Regions from separate parts of the Homo sapiens genome. Here region 1 is linked to region 2. The links are chromatin loops, found by intact Hi-C in ENCODE. Cell type or tissue: HCT116. All regions are shown on one strand. Links, peaks and the distances in the headings refer to the core of each region. The heading gives the core; the rest is flanking DNA. Region 1 overlaps BAIAP2L2 (BAR/IMD domain containing adaptor protein 2 like 2). Region 2 overlaps TPTEP2-CSNK1E (TPTEP2-CSNK1E readthrough).

The links. A loop is a pair of places that touch in the nucleus more often than their neighbours do. Peaks named below come from ENCODE experiments on the same cell type or tissue, not always from the same donor. Only the 100,000 strongest peaks of a DNase experiment are listed, where the experiment ranks them.
Region 1: it touches region 2 in a loop (13-fold over the local background); 54 of 110 quality-filtered maps call a loop at or near these places.

What each region holds. Positions count from the first base shown.
Region 1 is chr22:38,096,876-38,104,875 of GRCh38, forward strand. BAIAP2L2 (BAR/IMD domain containing adaptor protein 2 like 2) reads right to left here. Exons shown (of 14, transcript NM_025045.6): 5 at 1,536-1,607; 6 at 1,188-1,304; 7 at 157-303. Among named protein-coding and RNA genes, the nearest start is that of BAIAP2L2, 9.8 kb to the right of the region's middle. RefSeq lists an enhancer at 1,457-2,011. In HCT116, for the core only: CTCF peaks have their summits at 1,286 (motif pointing right), 4,073 (motif pointing right) and 7,407 (motif pointing left); DNase peaks (open chromatin) are centred at 1,256, 4,086 and 7,416.
Region 2 is chr22:38,348,552-38,360,201 of GRCh38, forward strand. All of the region lies in intron 4 of TPTEP2-CSNK1E (TPTEP2-CSNK1E readthrough), which reads right to left. It also overlaps the pseudogene TPTEP2. Among named protein-coding and RNA genes, the nearest start is that of CSNK1E, 37 kb to the left of the region's middle. RefSeq lists a silencer at 4,651-4,890. In HCT116, for the core only: a CTCF peak has its summit at 4,785 (motif pointing left); a DNase peak (open chromatin) is centred at 4,780.

The DNA.
Region 1 (8,000 bases), core at 1-8,000, 250 kb before region 2:
GAAGAAATGGATGGAGATAGCAAAATAAAATGAATTTCTACAGACAGGCAGGCAGGGAGGGAAGAGGGAAGAAGGGAGGGAAACCTCTATGTACGGCCACTCAGGAGGGGGCAGCTCCTAGAAGCGCCCCGCTTGCTGCCCCCCAGTCCAACTCACCCGGCCGAAGAACTGCAGGAAGGTGTTGGAAAGTAGCAGGTGCTTCTCTGCTAGGAAGCGATAGCGCCGCTTCTCTTCCAATTCAGCCGCCCGCTGACTCTCAGACACGAAGGCCTGCATCTGTGCGTGCAGCCGGTTCACACTCTCCTGGGGGGGAACGGGAGTTCTGGCTGGGGGCGGTGGGTGTGTCTCATCCCACCCCCCTCGCCCACAGGCGCCAGCTGTTCAAGCCCCCTGTTCTTCCTGACTGCCCTCTCCCCAAGCCCACCCCCCATCACCCGGCCCATCCTAGCTCCTGAGCCTGCCCCATCATCAGCAGCCTTGTTATGAGTCTGGGCCCTGCGTCTCCCTCTCCCAGGTGCTTCTCACAAGCAGGGCTGCTGTCTGAGCCTTCGCTCTGTCCCTGGCACCCAGCACAAGCCCAAGCACGGGCTGGGGGGGCAGGGGGACGGGTTTAATGAGAATATGAATGAGTAGGTTAATAGCCCCTACTTGGGGGGAAGATTCTGAGGAGGGGAGGCGTGAGCTCACTTAAAGGAGCCAGAAGAGACGGGAAGGGAGGCAGAGGGTTAATCCATGGGTTTGGATCTTGGAGACAGAGGCCAGGGATGGGGCCCCAGGCTCAGGAAGGGGAATGGCCCTAGCCGGGGGCGGGATACCTCTGCCAGGCAGGAGAGAGGGGAGGAGGATGGGCGGCTGGTGGATGACACCTTTGGCACCATGTTCAAGCGAGCAATTTTCTCGGTGAAGTAGGAGATGGGGGAGGTGGGATGGGTTTGCAGGAGAGGCCCGGGGATTCTGGGTAAGGCCAGTAAGCCACAGGGCAAGGGGCGGTGCTGGGCGTGGCCCTAGGAGCTAGTTACGCCCACCCCACCAGGGGCTGGCTGACCTCCCCAGCCACGCTCATCACAGTTGGGCTGGTGCTCGGTGGGGGAGCTCAGGGAGGCGTTCGGGGTTCCCAGGGCCCGGTCTCGCCCCGAGGTCTGCCCACCCGCCCTTCCTGGCCCACCCCCGCTTCCCGGCCCTCGCACCTTCATCTCCCGCACGTTCTTGTCTCTCTTGCGCTCCATGCGCCACAGCTCAGACATGCACTTCTCCAGGTTGGCCGCTCGGTGGCGGTACTCGAGCTCATAGTGCTGGCGGCTGTCCTGGGGTAGGGTGGAGTCGGGGAGGGAGAATCCCCCCACATCAGAGAGCTCAAGACACCCCTCCCAGAGATCAGGGCCCTGGAAGTTTGGAGACTTGGGGCTCAGCTGGGAACATGGATAATCTGGGGCCCAGTCAGTGCTCAGCACTGGCCTGTGTGTGCCTACCTGTCAAATGGGAGAGGGGGTCCTGCCTGCAGTGAGTTGGGGGCCGAGTGGGGAGGCCAGACTCACTTTGATGAACTGCATGTCCAGCTTGGTGTTCTTCTCCATGTGCTGCAGCAGGCCTCCATGGAATGTCTGCACCTGAGCGGAGTGCAGGGTGAGGGTGATCAAGGCCCCCCTACTGTTCCCAGGCCCCAGCACCCCCTTGCACTTTCTGCTATAACAGACTGCCCATCGTGCTCCTAATATACCAGGCACCTGCCCACCTGTCAGAGAAACGGAGACAAGAACACCACCTGGCTGGAGGGAGGACGAAATGGTTAAACATTCACAATGTTTAGTGCAGTGCTGCCTGGAAACGAACCCTTGATAAGTGTGTCAGAGTCTTCTGGTTCTTATTTTTTGTCTTATTCTTAGTTTGTGCTTTGATGACATCATTCCCTCTGCCTGGAATTTCCTCCCTATCTTCCAGTGCCAGCTTCCTGTCTTCCTGACTTTCCCAAGCAGAATCCATTGCTCCCTCGTTTTGTCTCTGGAATGGGTGCACATTTGTTCCTTCGTTGTCCATTCCTCCAGTTGTATACAGAATTTATGGCCAGGGCCCCATGCATAGCCCCTTGGAGCTGCTATGGCCATGGCTCACCTCTGTGTCCTCAGCACCATGGGCAGGGCACAGCCCAGCAAAAACACTCAGAAGCTGTTGAGGTCTCAGATGGGCCTGGGAGGTGACAGGTTCCCATGGCAAGTGGATGTCTGGCCACCGGGGCAGGACAGGAAAGGCTGCTGGGCTCAGGCTCAGAAGCTTCGTCCTCATTCTAGTTCTGCCTCCTATTTGCTTTGTGACTTTGGACAAGTTGCCACCCATCTCTGGGCCTCAGTTGCCCCATCTGTAACAGGAAAGGCTTGACCAGCCTGGGCATGGTGGCTTACGCCTGTAATCCCAGCACTTTGGGAGGCTGAGGTGGGTGGATCACCTGAGGCCAGGAGTTCGAGACCAGCCTGGCCAACATGGTGAAACCCCATCTCTACTAAAAATGCAAAAATCAGCCAGGCATGGTGGTGCGTGCCTGTAATCCCAGCTACTCAGGAGGCTGAGGCAGGAGAATCACTTGAACCAGGGAGGCGGAGGTTGTAGTGAGCGGAGATCACGCCACTGCACTCCAGCCTGGGTGACAGAGTGAAACTCTGTCTCAAAAGAAAAAAAAAAAGAAAAAGGAAAGGCTTGACCAGCTGCTCTCTGAGAGCTTGATGAGCTTCGATTCTGTGGGCCCAGGTGATGCCCTGGTACCCTGTATTCTCCATCAGCTTTCTCTGAGTCACTCCATGTTGTTGGGCAGTTGGACCTAAACCCTTCCAGCTGCAGGAGGGTTCAGGCTGCATGGGACACAAGAGGTGCTTCCCCAACCCCGCGGACACGTCCTCCTCTGGAGGCCCTCCCGCCTCTGCGCAGCCTCTGTCCACACACCCTTTTCCCACAGTGGGTCCTTCCTCCTGCTCTAGGTGTCCTCACATCATCCCACGGGGCTAGGGGATCGCCCAGAAAAGGAATGCTGGCAATCTCCTCCCAATATGCAGAAAAAAATCACTACATAATAAAATTTCTAAAGTTTAAGGTTTTCTCCCACAGTTATTTCCCAAACTTTGGTGCCCACTAGTCTGCAAGGGAGCTTGAGGGTGCCTCTTTGGTACTGAAACCCTGAGCTATGGCTGCCAGTGTGTGTGTAGAGAAGGGTGTCAGCACCAAGAAGGAAGTGGCACGTAGGTTTCCAGAGTGATACAACGGTGAACAGAAACGTGCGTTGTTATAGAAATGCCAGGTAGATGCTTCTGAGGGGCCGCTTTCCGCTGGATCCAATCAAAAGGAAGCCTTCCCGACCCTGCGCTAGTGTGAATGTCACAGCACTGCCTCCTTAAATTTTGTGAACTCAGGCCAGGCGTGGTGGCTCACACCTGCAATCCCAGCACTTTGGGAGGCCGAGCTTGTGACCAGCCTGGCCAACATGCTGAAACCCCGTCTCTACTAAAAATAAAAAAATCAGCTGGGCCTGGTGGCGGCTGCCTGTAATCCCAGCTACTCGGGAGGCTGAGGCAGGAGAATCGCTTGAACCCTAGGGGGCGGAGGTTGCAGTGAGCCGAGATCGCACCACTGCATGCCAGCCTGGGCAACAGAGTGGAACTCCGTCTCAATAAATAAATAAATAAATAAATAAATAAATAAATAAATAAATAAATAAAGCTTAGCACCTCCCCACTCTCTCTCTTGCTGTCTTGCCATGTGACGCACCTGTTACCCCTTCACCTTCCGCCATGATTGTAAGCCTCCTGAGGCCCTCATGAGAAGCTAAGTAGATGTTGGTGCCATGCTTGTACAGTTTGCAGAACCATGAGCCAAAATATACCTCTTTTCCTTATAAATTACCCAGTCTCAGGTATTCCTTGATAGTGACACAAACAGATTCATACAATGCAACAACATGAATTAATCTTACAGACCTTATGCTGAGTGAAAGAAGCTAGACACAAAAGAATATACAGGGCACAGTTCCACTCAAACGAAGCACTAGAACAGGCAAAATTCATCTGCAGAGATAGAAGTCAGAAAGCCTTTGCCCCTAGGGGGCGACACTGACAAAAGGGACATAAGAGAACTTTCTGGGTTGATGGAAACGTTCTAAATAAATCCTGTTTAACATGGTGGCCACACAGGGCATACAATTGTCAAAATCTGTTGAACTTAACACTCAACATATTTAGGAACTTCATCTTATTGTATGTAAACTTTACCTCAGTAGAAAAAAAAACTCAGGTCTGGGATGATGGTGGAAATAAAATGTAGTTTCAAAACCTTCCTTCATCTTCTCCTAAAAATGAATGGAGAAACCAGACAGCAAAATAAAAAACTTAAGACTAGCCAGGCACAGTGGCTCACACCTGTAATTCCAGCACTTTGGGAGGCTGAGGTGGGAGGATTGCTCGAGCCCAAGAGTTCCAGACCAGCCTGGGCAACATAGTAAGATGCTGTCTCTACATAAAAAAAAAAAAAAAAAAAAAAAAAAAAAGCCAGACGTGGTGGTTCATGCCTGTGGTCCTAGCTACTTGGGAGGCTGAGGTGAGAGGATTGCCCGAGCCCAGGAAGTCTAGGCTGCAATGAGCTGTGACTGCACCACTGTACTCCAGCCTGGGTGACACAGTGAGATCCTGTCTCAAAAAAAAAAAAAAAAAAAAAAAAAGTCCAGGCACAGTGGCTCATGCCTGTAATCACAGCACTTTGGAAGGCCAAGGTGTGTGGATCACCTGAGGTCAGGAGTTTGAGACCAGCCTGGCCAACATAGTGAAACCCCATCTCTACTAAAAGTACATAAATTAGCCGAGCATGGTGGCACGCGCCTATAATCCCAGCTATTTGGGAGGCTGAGGCAGGAGAATCGCTTGAACCCGGGAGGCAGAGGTTGCAGTGAGCTGAGATGGCGCCATTGCACTCCAGCCTGGGTGACAGAGCAAGATTCCGTCTCAAAAAACAAACAAACAAACAAAACAAAACAAACAAAACCACCAAAAGAAAAAAATAAACTCAAGACAACATTCAGAACAAAACTATGACAGTATATCTCTACAACCCTCCAAACAAAAATCAGCACCGGCTGTGAGGTCAGTGTGACCAGCATCCATGTGGATGGAGCAGTGGGAGGTAGCTGGGCGTTGAGGGACCTGAGCACAGGTGCACCCCGACATGGCCAGCAGATGGTCATGGGAAGCTCAGTAGGCCAGTCTGTGAACAGCAGCTGAAACTCCAAGGAGTTTGTGAGTCCAAAGGGTGAAGGTAAGAGGTCCCTGGTAAAGTCTGAAGGGGCTGGAGTAGTCGAGCCTCTAGGAAGTCTTGAAACTGACCAGCCAGGCTCCCATCCAGACAGGGCCCATGTGGAGGAGAGAATGCCGTGAGGAGGATCAAAATCAGGAACAAGGACAACAGACACAAAAGGAAAGAGAAAGTCTAACAAAAGTAGGAGCATGAACGGAACCAGGAAATTGCAGAAAGGGAGCTGCCATATTTTTGGAAAACTACATAAGAACAACAGAAAGAGATCTTGCAAAGTGAGAAGAGCTGTCTTGACTGTGCTCCTTTTACAATTTCAGGAAAAAACCTACTTTTCCACAGACAATCTCTGAGGTGAAATCCAATAGAAAGTTATTATTAGAAAAAAGAGAATATGGAAGAGAATAACATTCCTACTGACAACCAAAACACACCAGAAAGGCCCATGAAACAGAAGAAAATGAATCAATGGTCTAAAAGTGATCCTAGCACTTTGGGAGGCCCAGATGGGAGGACTGCTTGAGGCCAGGAGTTCAAGACCAGCCTGGGCAACATAGTGAGACCTCATCTCTATAAAAAGAGTTTAAAAATTATCCAGGCACGGCCGGGTGCGGTGGCTCACACCTGTAATCCCAGCACTCTGGGAGACCAAGGCGGGTGGATCACGAGGTCAGGATATCAAGACCATCCTGGCTAACACGGTGAAATCCCGTCTCTACTAAACATACCAAAAAAAAAAAATTAGCCCGGCATGGTGGCAGGCGCCTGTGGTCCCAGCTACTCGGGAGGCTGAGGCAGGAGAATGGCGTGAACCTGGGAGGCGGAGCTTGCAGTGAGCCGATATCACACCACTGCACTCCAGCCTGGGAGACAGAGTGACACTCCATCTCAAAATTAAAAAAAAAAAAAAATTAGCCAGGCACGGTGGCATTTTCTTATAGTCCCAGCTACTTGGGAGGCTGAGGCAGGAAGATCATTTGAGCCCAGGAGTTGGAGACTGCAATGAGCTATGATTGTACCACTGCACTTCAGCCTGGGTGACAGAGTGAGACTCTGCCTCTGAAAATAAATAAATAAATAAATAAGATGAATTTGTCCAGCAGCAATAGAAATAAAGAGACAGAGCGAGAGAATATGTGTTATATGTGTGTACACACACATTGCATATAAATATGTATCCATCTATGCGTTGCACAGCCACCAAAAAAGCCTAGAAACAAAGATCAAGCCAGTGGCAATGAGCACCACTAGTATTCAGATTATGGCTTTGAAATACCACTTGCACTAAAAACAAAAAGTAAAAACAGGGCTTCATGAAGAAATGGCTCATTCCATGTCTCACACAGCACAAGTAGCAGATAAGCCTGGAACCTCTTGTCAGGCAGATAGCAAGGACTCAGGAGGCAGATTAAAGAGGCTTCCAATGGCCAGGTGCAGTGGCTCACACCTATAATCCCAGAACTTTGGGAGGCTAAACTGGGCAGATCATCTGAGGTTAGGAGTTCGAGATCAGCCTGGCCAACAAGGTGAAACCCCGTCTCTACTAAAAATATGAACATTAGCTAGATGCAGTGTTGCATACCTGTAGTCCCAGCTACATGGGAGGCTGAGGCTGGAGAATTGCTTGAACCTGGGAGGCGGACGTTGCAGTGAGCCGAGATTGCATCACTGTACTCCAGCCTCGGTGACAGGGTGAGACTCCATGTCAAAAAAAAAAAAAAAAGAAGCTTCCACTGGCCAAAAATAGGACATTTTCAACTTCAGTAAACGTAATAATTGCCAACCATTGAAATAGGTCAAATGAGTTTAAATCTACGATATTGATTATAGTAAATAAAAGTACTACATAATGGTGTTAGTAAAAACATAAAGTTAATTGGTGGCTTCACCTTCAGAGGATGACAGGGCACAAATTCATTATCTTGGAACCTGATGAATAAAGGGAATGAATGAAACCTTTCTCCTGCCCTCTCCATATGAAACGTGCCAGTGGGTAATAATAGCAGATAAGGGGAAGGGTCTCTTTCTGGAAGCATCCTAGCTAAGAATGCTTTGAAAAGGCATGGGAGGAACAGTGGTGTGTATCCCCGGATGCATGGCAGATCTAGACACAGTGATGCCTCCTGGTGGAAGAACTCAGTAGCCCCTCTGGTCTTGCCAAGGGCAAGGCTCCGGATCCAGAGGACAGAGAAACCAGCTGAACATACTAGGAGAGCATCCTCAGCAACTTCCAGACTATGGGAAAGTCAGAGCAGATGGTCCCAGGGTCTCCAACAGACAAAGTGTAAGGAAAAGAAACAGACGGAAGGGGAACCCGGAGGTTCGAAGAGACTCAAATTTCTTTTTTTTTTTTTTTTTGAGACGGAGTATTGCTCTGTCGCCCAGGCTGGAGTGCAGTGGCGCGATCTCGGCTCACTGCAAGCTCCGCCTCCCGGGTTCACGCCATTCTCCTGCCTCAGCCTCCCGAGTAGCTGGGACTACAGGCGCCCACCACCATGCCCGGCTAATTGTTTTGTATTTTTAGTAAAGATGGGGTCTCACCGTGTTAGCCAGGATGGTCTTGATTTCCTGACCTCGTGATCCGCCTGCCTTGGCCTCCCAAAGTGCTGGGATTACAGGCGTGAGCCACCACACCCAGCCAAAAATTTTTTTTTTTTTAAGAGTGAAACCAAATTCTAGTGTCTCAGGCTGTAAGGTAGAGTGATAAACCACGAAGGCAC
Region 2 (11,650 bases), core at 1,778-9,777:
ACATCCTGTGGGATTGGCTGCCCAGGAGGCCACATTTCCTAGAAGGGGAGACACCTCCCTGAGGTCACACAACAAAGCTCGAGCAGGACAGGAACCCAGGGGTCCTGACTCTCTTGGGTTGTCCCTACCAGTCCCACCTCCTCCATGGAGTTCAGAGGTTGGACAGGAAGTCTGCAGTGAACCAATCCGTAGGCTGATTCCAGCTGAGCCCCTACTTTGTGTTGGCACCAGGAAGGGCCTGGAATTTGTCAAGACAGGGCCATCAGAGGATGCCCCTGTGAGCCATCCAGGAGGCAGAGGAGGGAGCAGGGTCAGCCTGCCAGGCTGGGGAAGGGCATTCCTAGAGGAAGGGAAGGCGAAGGCCAAGGGGTAGCAGGGACGGGCAAGGTATGGAGGTCTAGACGGAAGTAGAGGCTGCTGGGAGGCTGCTCCGAAGCTGCTCCTTGAGCTGGGTACAGGTGCCCACAGGGCTAGGGCAGGGCCTGCACAAGGAGTGATGGGAGAGGTCAGCGGGTCAAGTGCCAGGAGCCTTAAATGCCAGACCAAAGCCTCTGGACTGTGTCTTGTAGACCACAGGGGTCCTAGCAGGTTTTTAGCAGAGGACAGAGCTCAGGGTCTTCCCAGATGGCAGGGATGTGCGTGACAGCTGGGGTAGGTGCAGGGCGGATGGTAAGACTCTAAGGCTCCCTGAGTTACGGTGACCAAGAGGCCTTGTGAGCGCGTAGCATCTTGTCCACGTGACTCTGTGTGGGGAGGGCTGGGAGATAGCAGGGTAATGGGCCCCTGGGCAGTAAGACCTCATTTTTTTGTTGTTGTTGTGTTTAAGACAGGGTCTCGCTCTGTCACCCAGGCTGTGCGGTGGTGTGATCACAGCTCACTGCAGCCTCATCCTCCCAGGCTCAAGCAAGCCTCTCACCTCACGCTCCCAAGTAGCTGGGACCACAGGCACACACCACCACACCCAGCTGATATTTTTATTTTTTGTAGAGACAGGGTCTTACTCTGTTGTCCAGGCTGGTGTCACACTCCTGGACTCAAGCAATTTACCCACCTCAGTCTCCCAAAGGGCTCGGATTAAAGGCATGAACCACTGCACCTGGACTCTTTAATTTTTTAAGTAAAAATTATTTATTTACTCTGGAGACAGGGTCTTGTTCTGTCCCCCAGACCGGAGTGCAGTGGTGCAATCATGGCTCACTACAGCCTCAACCTCCTCCTGTATAGCTGGACTACAGGCGCACGTTACCACACCTGGCTAATTTTTTTTTTTTTGAGACGATGTTTTGCTCTGTCGCCCAGGCTGGAGTGCAGTGGTGCAATCTCGGCTCACTGCAAGCTCCACCTCCCAGGTTCACGCCATTCTCCTGCCTCAGCCTCCCGAGTAGCTGGGATTACGGGCGCCCGCCACCATGCCCGGCTAATTTTTTGTATTTTTAGTAGAGACGGGGTTTCCCCGTGTTAGCCAGGATGGTCTCGATCTCCTGACCTCGTGATCCGCCCACCTCGGCCTCCCAAAGTGCTAGGATTACAGGCGTGAGCCACTGTGCCCGGCCCACACCTGGCTAATTTTTAAAAAATTTTTGTTGAGACGGGGTCTCACTATGTTCCCCAGGCGGGTCTCAAGCTCCTAGCCTCAGGGGATCCTCCCACCATGGCCACCAAAGGGCTGGGATTATACATGTGAGCCACCATACCTGGCCAGGAAATAATTTTTAAAATTGCGGTAAAATACCTATCATATAAGATTTGTCATTTTAGCTGGTTTTAAGCGTAGGTTCTGTGGCACTAAGTTTTTTTTTTTGCGGGGGGGAACGGAGTTTCACTCTTGTTGCCTGGGCTGGAGGGCTGGAGTGCAATGTCGTGATCTTGGCTCACTGCAACCTCTGCTTCCTGGGTTCAAGCGATTCTCCTGCCTCAGCTGGTGTTGAACTCCTGACCTCAGGTGATCTGCCTGCCTTGGCCTCCTAAACTGCTGGAATTACAGGCGTAAGCCACCGCACCCGGCCAGCACTAAGTATTAATACATCCACACTGCTGTGCTCCTCCCCCTACTGCCCGCCCCATCTCCAGAGCTTACAGGGAACCACACAACCAGTTCCTTTCCTGAAAGCTCAGAGGACAGGCTGCCTCCTCCAAGGAGTGATCCTGACTTCCCAGGCAGAGAATTTCTGCAATAAGCATTAGGCCTCCCCTGTCCCCAGATCCCTGCCCAGAACCCAAACACGGGTGGAGCCTCCACAGGGCTTCCCACCCAGCCTCCTGCTTCCACAGAACAGGATTCACTCTGGCCAGAGGAGGAAATTCTTTGAACTTCTTTGAAGTCCATGATGGTGATGATGATGATGACGGTGACGGTGATGGTGATGAGAATAATGGTGATGGTGATGATGGAGAGGAGGAGGAATCTCTGGCTCTCCTGCTGATGTCTTTCTCTGACCAGTACAGTCTCTGGAAGGCAGGATCATGTGTTTTCCCACCCTCTGCCAAAGATGGGAGCAGCCTGGGCTGGAATGCAAGGTGGCAGGAGCATACCACAGCTCTGTCACTACGATGGCAACAGCCCCATCCCTGTCCCTCACAATGGCCCTGAGTGTGGCCCTGGTTGTCCCTGCCTGTGTCCTTCCTTGTCCCCCCAACCAGGGAGCTCCTGGAAGACTAGCCTGGGGTGCCCCCTTCACTGGCCCCCCAACATGGCCCCAGATCCAGTGGCTGTAGGGCCTTCCCAGTCTTGCCCTCACTTCCCAGCTGAGGAAGCTGTTCACACAGCCTTCCTGAGGCTGGGCCCCAGGCTGTCCCCAACATCAGCACTGGAACATGGGACCTGGGTGGGCTGAAGGGCCCTCGTTTCTTTTTTTGCTGTGAGTGGGAAGGGCTGGGGAAACTGAGGCACAGGTTAGTGTCTTCATTTGCCCAGGTCACCGTAGAAACCTACTCTCCTTGCTGCTCTCTGGACTCTGGGGCCACATAGGGAGGCGGCCTGCAGGGCCCCTGCCCAAGAGCCAGGTCAGACCGGAAGCTCAGTGCCGGGTGTAGGAGCTGAGCAGACCTGGGCTCAAATTCCAGTCTGCTCACTCCTCTGGTGGTCACAGCGCCTTCCTCACCTGTCAGTGGGGTGCATGATAGTGCAGCCTCTCACACTGGCTGGAGCGGCCAGTAAGGCAAACACCCCAGGTCGGGCCCAGGCTCGAGGCGGGGGCTCAGTGAATATCCCCTCTACCTTCTTTTCCTGCCCGGAGGTCTGAAGGGGGCAGCCCAATGGTATAGACGGGCCTGGAGAGAGGGTGGCTCAAGCCCTGGCCCCGCCTCTGGCCCTCTGTGACCTTCAGTATCTTCGTCGGCCTCTCGTGGCCACTGGGCTGTGTATGCAGGACAATATTCATTCTCAGGGTCTGCAAAGGCCACCCCCAGCCTTGTCCCTACCTCCTGAGGCGGGTGGAAGGGGCTGATGAAGGTCAGCCCAGAGATCTTGGAGTGAAAGGGGCAGAAGGCCCAGGGCTGGCTGCGGTGGACCCTCAGGAGGTGATGAAGCGAGGGTTGTCCCCCGAGTCCAGGGCCTCTGGAGCCTCTCCTTCCTGCTGTGTGCACGGGTCCATAAACAGAAGGGACCGCCAGTTCTGGTTCCATTAGACATCCAAAAAACAGGCTGGGCGCGGTGGCTCACACCTGTAATCCCAGCACTTTGGGAGGCTGAGGCAGGCAGATCATGAGGTCAGGAGTTCGAGACCAGCCTGGCCAACATGGCGAAACCCCATCTCTACTCAAAATACAAAAATTAGCCGGGCATGGTGGTGGGCACCTGTAGTCCCAGCCACTCGGGAGGCTGAGGCAGGAGAATCATTTGAACCCGGGAGGCAGAGGTTGCAGTGAGCCAAGATCGTGCCACTGCACTCCAGCCTGGGCAACAGAGAGACTCTGCCTTAAAAAAAAATCCAAAAAACGTGAGCGAAGGGGTTGCTAAGTCCTTAGACTTAGAGGGAGGCCCCCGGAGACCACTTGGGTGAGAGTCCCAGGCTCAGCTCTGCCCTGTCCTCCATTTGAGGGCTTGGGCAAGTCCCCATACCATTTGGGCCTCAGTTTCCCCATCTGGACATGAGGGTTTCCACTGGCCCAGAGTTGGGCTGGGAGTCAGGTGTGACCTCAGGGGACTCGTGGTGCTCTCCTGGCTCTTGGTCTCCACCTGGGCCTGGACTTTTCTGTGGGACCCATCAGGGACACTCAGCAAACACCCCTTTGCATTTGTTTTATTTATTTATTTATTTTTATTATTTTATTTTATTTTGAGACACAGTTTGCTCTTGTTGCCCAGGCTGGAGTGCAATGGCACAATCTCGGCTCACTGCAACCTCCATCTCCCAGGTTCAAACATTCTCCTGCCTCAGCCTCTCGAGTAGCTGGGATTGCAGGCATGTGCCACCACGCCTGGCTAATTTTGTATTTTTAGTAGAAACGGGGTTTCTCCATGTTGGTCAGGCTGGTCTCGAACTCCCGATCTCAGGTGATCCGCCCGCCTCGGCCTCCCAAAGTGCTGGGATTACAGGAATGAGCCACCGCGCCCGGCTGTTTGTTTTTATGTCTTCTTTTTTCTATTTGTTAATAAAGCTCGCTTGGGGTCAGATTGCTAGGACCAAAAAGGCCCTGGCAGACAGCCTAGTCCATTATATAGACAGAGAAACTGAGGCTCTTGGGGCGAGGCAACCCGCCAGTGCCCTCCGGTCCAGCCCAGGCTGGGACCCGGGAATTCGGGCGGCGCTCGCCTGCTGCCCCCGTGTGGCCGCCGCGGGCGCTGCAGGCGGGTCCTGGTCACGCGGGGCGGGGCTGCTTCTCATTGCCAAGCCCAGGGCGGACGTGGGGAGCACCCATAGGGAGAAGGCCTGCCCTGGCCACCTGAGACTGCGACTCCGAGAAGTGCCCTGAACGAGTTCACCTCCGAAGGGAAACCAGGGACGCTTCCAGGAGGCAGTGTCCTTGGAGCAGGTGGTCGGGAGTGCTCCGGGCGCCCCACCTGGAGGAGTCCAGCCCTGGGACCAATTCTGCGCTGGCCTGAGAACAGCGAGGGCCTCGGAACCCGGCGGAGGGGTTCCAGCGGCTTGGTTGCTGTGGACTCCAGCGAATGCCTTAACCTCTCTGAGCCTCCTTTTTCTCAGCAAGAAATTGGTGTACACACACACACGCGCGCGTGCATACACACACCCTTCACAGGCTGTTGTGAAGATTAAGTTGGTATTCAAAGCATCGGGCCCAGCCCCGGGTTCCAGGTGGGTTGTGTTCAGCCTCTCCCCTCTCCATCCCTCCCTTGCAGGAGTTTGGGCTGGAACTGCTCCTCCCAAAGGTGTCTCCAGGCCCTGTCAAGGCCCAGGGACAGAGCTGGTACTAGCCCTGACCACACAGTGGGAGAGCTTCCTGTGTTTTCCCCTTCCCTTTGATGGGGTCAGGAGGTCTCCATCGAGTGCTAGCCGTCTACACCACCTTATCAACCTCGTCAATGGAGAGGCAGAGGTTGGCTGTGGTCCTGTAATCCCAGCACTTCAGGAGGCCGAGGTGACAGATCACTAGAGCCCAGGAATTACAGACCAGCCTGGGCAACATGGTGAAAACCTCTTTACAAAAAATACAAAAATTAGCCCGGCATGATGGTGTGTGCCTGTGGTCCCAGCTACTTGGGAGGCTGAATTGGGAGGACTGCTTGAGCTCGGGGGTTTGAGGTTGCAGTGAGCCAAGATCGCACCACTGCACTCCAGCCTGGGCAAGAGTGAGACCCTGTCCCCCTAAAAAAAACAAATGAAACCAAAACAAAAGTCAGAGAGGCAGGTCCTGGGCCTTGGGCCCAGCACTGACCAGCAGGAGTACCTGGCTAGAATAGAAACTCCTTGTTTGACTTCATTCTATTTCTTTTCACTTTTACCTTCCATATGTGGCAAGTTGATACTGGTTTCCACTTATGTAGGGATAGGAAGTTTCCTTTTAAAATAAAATTGTTCCAGGCACAGTGGCTCGCGCCTGTAATCCCAGCACTTTGGGAGGCCAAGGCGGGCGGATCACTTGAGGTCAGGATTTCGAGACCAGCCTGGTCAACATAGTGAAACCCCATCTGTACTAAAAATACAAAAATGAGCTGGGCGTGGTGGCACACACATGTAATCCTAGCTATTTAGGAGGCTGAGGCATGAGAATCGCTTGAACCTGGGAGGCAGAGGTTGCAGTGAGCTGAGATCGCGCCGTTGCACTCCAACCTGGGTGACAGAGTGAGACTCAGTTTCAAAAATAAAATAATAAAATTGTTCAAGTAAAAAAAAAGCAAGCTGATTTAAAAACATGTTATTCTATAATTTTAATACAATAGTTTAGAGGTGGGCACTGGAGACAACAAAGGTGACAGTGGAGTGACAAGATCTGAAGCCAGCACTAGAAAGCCTCTACATCCCGCTAATCAGCAGGTGAGGCTGGGCCAGGAGCCTCTCATTCTTTTTTTTTTTTTTTTGAGACAGAGTCTCCCTCTGTCTCCCAGGCTGGAGTGCAGTGGCGCCATCTTGGCTCAGTGCAACCTCCGCCTCCTGGGTTCAAGTGATTCTCCTGCCTCAGCCTCCCGAGTAGCTGGGACTACAGGCGCGTGTCACCACACCCAGCTAATTTTTGTATTTTTGTATTTTTAGTAGAGACAGGGTTTCACCATGTTGGCCAGGATGGTCTTGATCTCTTGATCTCGTGATCTGCCCACGTCAGCCTCCGAAAGTGCTGGGATTACAGGCATGAGCCACTGCGCCCGGCCAGGAGCCTCTCATTCTATGGACTGAAGTCACATATTCAATCCAGCGGGGATATTCTGAGCCCCGCCATGTGCTGGTGCCTGTACCTGCTATATCTCCTCTTTGGTGGGGAGACAAGCCCCCAGCCCAGGCAGGGTCCCCACCAGGCTGGACATAGACCCATTCTGGGTGAATGTGAGGGGAAGAAATTGAGCGTGCCCGGTGGTGGCGGAGCCAGGAACAGGAAGGCCTGGAGCCAGCCTGCGCTCCGCCCATCCAGCAGAGTCTCCACTTGGTGTGGATTTGAAAGTGATCTAACACGTCGTCCTCTCTTGTCACCCAGGCTGGAGGGCAATGGTGCGAACTCGGCTCACTGTAACCACTGCCTCCCAAGTTTAAGCGATTCTCCTGTCTCAGCCTCCCAAGTAGCTGGGATTACAGGCGCCTGCCACTATGCCCAGCTGACTTTTGTATTTTTAGTAGAGACGGGGTTTCACCATGTTGGCCAGGCTGGTCTTGAACTGCTGACCTCAGGTGATCCACCCACCTCGGCCTCCCAAAGTGCTGGGATTATAGGCGTGAACCACCGTGCCTAGCTCCTGACTCTGAATTTATATGCTCCTGATAAGCCATCATTTTCTTACACTTATTCACACATGAGTGCTTAACAATAGAAAAAATGACATACCATTAGTACAGTTAAAAAAAAAAAGTGTTCAGAGAAACTAAGCAGCACAGCAGCGGCATCAGAATCCCTGTGTCAGCTGTTGAACAGTGGAAACACACAGCGGCAGGCGTTCAGTCTCCTGGGATGCTGTGTTTTCATTAAAAGTTTACTGTACACCACATTTTATTTTTTCTTAGGCAAGAAGAAACATCAGAAGCAGCTGAGGGACCAGGAAGCGGGTCCGTTAAGGCTAAGGAGACATTCTGCCGGCCGGCTTTTAAAAATGTTTCCTATGGGCCTGGCGCGGTGGCTCACACCTGTCATCCCAGCACTTTGGGAGGCAGAGGCGGGCGGATCACTAGGTTAAGAGATTGAGAACATCCTGACCAACATGGTGAAACCCCGTCTCTACTAAAAATACAAAAATTAGCCGGGCGTGGTGATGCATGCCTGTAGTCCCAGCTACTCGGGAGGCTGAGGCAGGAGAATCGCTTGAACCTGGGACTCAGAGGTTGCAGTGAGCTGAGATCATACCACTGCACTCCAGCCTGGGCGACTGAGCTGCACTCTGTCTCAAAAAAAAAAAAAAAAAAAAAAAGTTCCCTATGGAGTCATCTGCCTTATTAACAATGGTTTTTGTCTTAGATGACTCCCTGACCTCATCTTCATGTTGTATACCTGCATTTTCACTGCAAACCTGTCACAGAAGGTCGGGTGTGGAATTTTCCACTTTTGGCATCATGTTGGCACTCAAAAAATTTCACATTTTGGAGCATTTCAGAATTTTTGGATTAAGGGTGCTCAGCCTGTAGTCAGATATAGTTGCATAGAGTGAAGGCATTATCCAAATAGATTTTTCAGTGATTGTGCTTTTTAAAAAGCAGACACATTTACATAACAATGAAGAAGTGGAAATCCTTTGCATCTTTAACCAGTCTCTTACTCTCATTCTCCTTCCCTCTTTTATAATCTTCCGTTTCAACTTAGGAAACTTATATTTCTCTATGCCAACTTTGTGAAACCATGCAGAATGGCTGTATCCAAAATTGCATGACAACAAAAAATTGTGAAAATGTCTGTCAAATCCAGTTGTTTAATTCTTTTAAAACTATGAGTATGAAATTATTGTTATTCTACCACTTACTGTTTTGAAAAGAGTTCAAGGTTTTAGCTAGGTTATTTAATTGATGTTAAATCTGAGGGAGTTCCAAAAATGTGAAGAAAAAAAGAACACATAATTGTCCGAAGATTTAAGATCCTGAAATGTGATTCAGTAAACATAGTCATCTGTAGTTTCAACTTGGAAATTAAAAATGAGAAGATAACTCTTATCCTGTTTTGAGGAAAAAAAAAAGCCTATATTTAAAGGTTAATCTACATGTTCACAGAGTAATTAAGATTGTATTAAAATGTCTTTGTTTCTATTTAAAGTTTGTTATTCTATAACACAGTAGTTGCTTTTTTCTATAAGATCTTCAAGGCTGAGGACCCAGGCTCATGCCTGTAATCCCAGCACTTTGGGAGGCCAAGGCGGGCAGATCACTTGAGGTCAGGAGTTCAAGACCAGCCTGGCCGACACAGTGAAACCCCATCTCTACTAAAAATACAAAAAATTAGCTGGGCGTGGTGGTTCATGCCTGTAATCCCAGATACTTGGGAGGCTGAGGCAGGAGAATCACTTGAACCTGGTAGCTGGAGGTTGCAGTGAGCCGAGATTGTGCCATTACACTCCAGCCTGGGCTACAGGAGCAAAACTCAGTCTCAAAAGAAAAAAAAACCTTCAAGATAACAGTTTAATTTTAAAACAGTTGTTTAATGAAAAAAGGAAGGTTAGGGACTAGAGAATTTTTGAAACAATAATTATGATAGGAATATCAGTAACAAAATGTTTCTGAAGCTATAAATGTAAGCTAAAAATATAAACATCATTGACTAAATCCAGTCTTTGATTAGAACTAGTTTTTTCTCTATTAAGGCTCTTATTTTCTACTAGCACTAACTTGTACTCAACCCTTAGTACATATTCTCTCACTTTTTAGTAACCATTGTTATGATAAATTGAAAAGCCATTCAAATAAAATTTTGTGTGAATTAATCTGTTTGCCAGAGTGAAAAGAGTAGTAACAATAGGTAAACAGAACACTTGTGGCTCTAAGTCAGGGACTTAAAGTGGTGCGCTTAGCGGATAACGCTTCTGGTCACCTACAGTTTGTTTCTGAAAACTGAAAGGAGTTTCAGTGGTGATAGCTGGGATCACAGGCGACCGCCACCATGACCGACGAATTTTTTGTATTTTTAGTAGAGACGCGGTTTCACCATATTGGCCAGGCTGGTCTTGAACTCCTGACCTCCAGTAAACCACCCGCCTCTGCCTCCCAAAGTGCTGGGATTATAGGAGTGAGACACCACTTCCAGCCTACATGTGTCTTTATGGGAGAAGAGTGTTTCCTGTAGGCAACAGAGCAATGGGTCTTTTTATTTTATTTTATTTATTTATTTATTTATTTATTTTTGAGCTGGAGTCTTGCTCTGTCACCAGACTGGAGTGCAGTGGCACCATCTCGGCTCACTGCAACCTCTGCCTCCCGGGTTCAAGTGATTCTCCTGCCTCAGCCTCCTGAGTAGCTGGGACTACAGGTGCGCACCACCACACCCTGCTAATTTTTGTATTTTTAGTAGAGACAGGGTTTCACCATGTTTGCCAGGATGGTCTCTAGCTCTTGACCTCATGATCTGCCTGCCTTGGCCTCCCAAACTGCTGGGATTACAGGCGTGAGCCACCACACCTGGATGGGTCTTGTTCTTTCATCCATTCATCCACTCTATCTTTTGATTGAAAAGTTTAGTCTACTGACACTCAATGTTATTATTGATAAGTAAGGACTTACTCCTGCCATTTTGTTATTTGTTTTCTGGTTGTTTTGGGGTCTTCTCTTCCTTCTTTCATTCCTGTCTTTCATTAGTGAAGGTAATTTTCTCTGGTGATATGATTTAGTTTCTTGTTTTTTATTTTTCGTGTATCCATTGTTATGTTTTTTGGTTTGAGGTTACCATGAGGCTTGTAAATACTATCTTATAATCCATTATTTTAATCTTATAAGTTTTCATAAACAAGTAAAAAGAAAACTAATAAAAACTCTACAACTTAACTTTGTCTCCCTATTTTTTAACTTTTTGTTATTTCTATCTTATTATACCATCTATGTCTTGAAAAGTTGTAGTTAATATTTTTGATTGGCTCATAGTTTAGTCTACTTAGAGTAAGAGTAGTTTATACATCATAGTTACAGTGTTATAACATTCTGCATTTTTCTGTATACCTACTATTACCAGTGAGTTTTATACCTTCAGGTTGTTACTTATTGCTCATTAATGTCCTTATCTTTCTGATTGAAATACTCCCTTTAGCATTTCTTCTAGGACAGGTCTGGTGTTGACAAAATCCCTCAGCTTTTGTGTGGAAAAGTGTTTATTTCCCCTTCACTTTGAAGGATATTTTCACTGGATACACTGTTCTAGGGTAAATGTTTTTTTCCTTCAGCACTTTCAATATGTCATGCCACTCTCTCCTGGCCTGAAACGTTTCTACTAAAGAGTCTGCTGCCAGATATATTGTAGCTCCATTGTATATTATTGGTTTCTTTTCTCTTGCTGCTTTTAAGATCCTTTCTTTATCCTTGATCTTTGGGACTGTGATTATTAAATCCCTTGAGGTAGTCTTCTTTGAGTTACATCTGCTCGGTGTTTTATAACTTTCTTGTACTTGGATATTGATATCTTTCTGTAGGTTTGGGACGTTCCGTTACTATCCCTTTGAATACACTTTCTACACTCCCCACCTCCTCTTTAAGGCCAATACCACTTAGATTTGTCCTTTTGAGGCTATTTTCTAGATCCTGTAGGCATGCGTCATTGTTTTTTATTCTTTCCTTTGTCTCCTCTATGTATTTTGAAATAGCCTGTCTTCAAGCTCATTAATTCTTTCTTCTGGTTTATCAATTCTGCTATTAAAAGACTCTAATGCATTCTTTGGCATGCCAATTACATTTTTTGGCTCCAGAATTTCTGCTTGATTCTTTTAAATTATTTCCATCTCTTTGTTAAACTTATCTAATAGAATTATGAATTCCTTCCCTGTGTTATCTTGAATTTCTTTGAGTTTCCTCAACACAGCTATTTTGATTTCTTTGTCTGAAAGGTCACATATCTCTGTTTCTACAGGATTGGCCCCTGGTGTCTT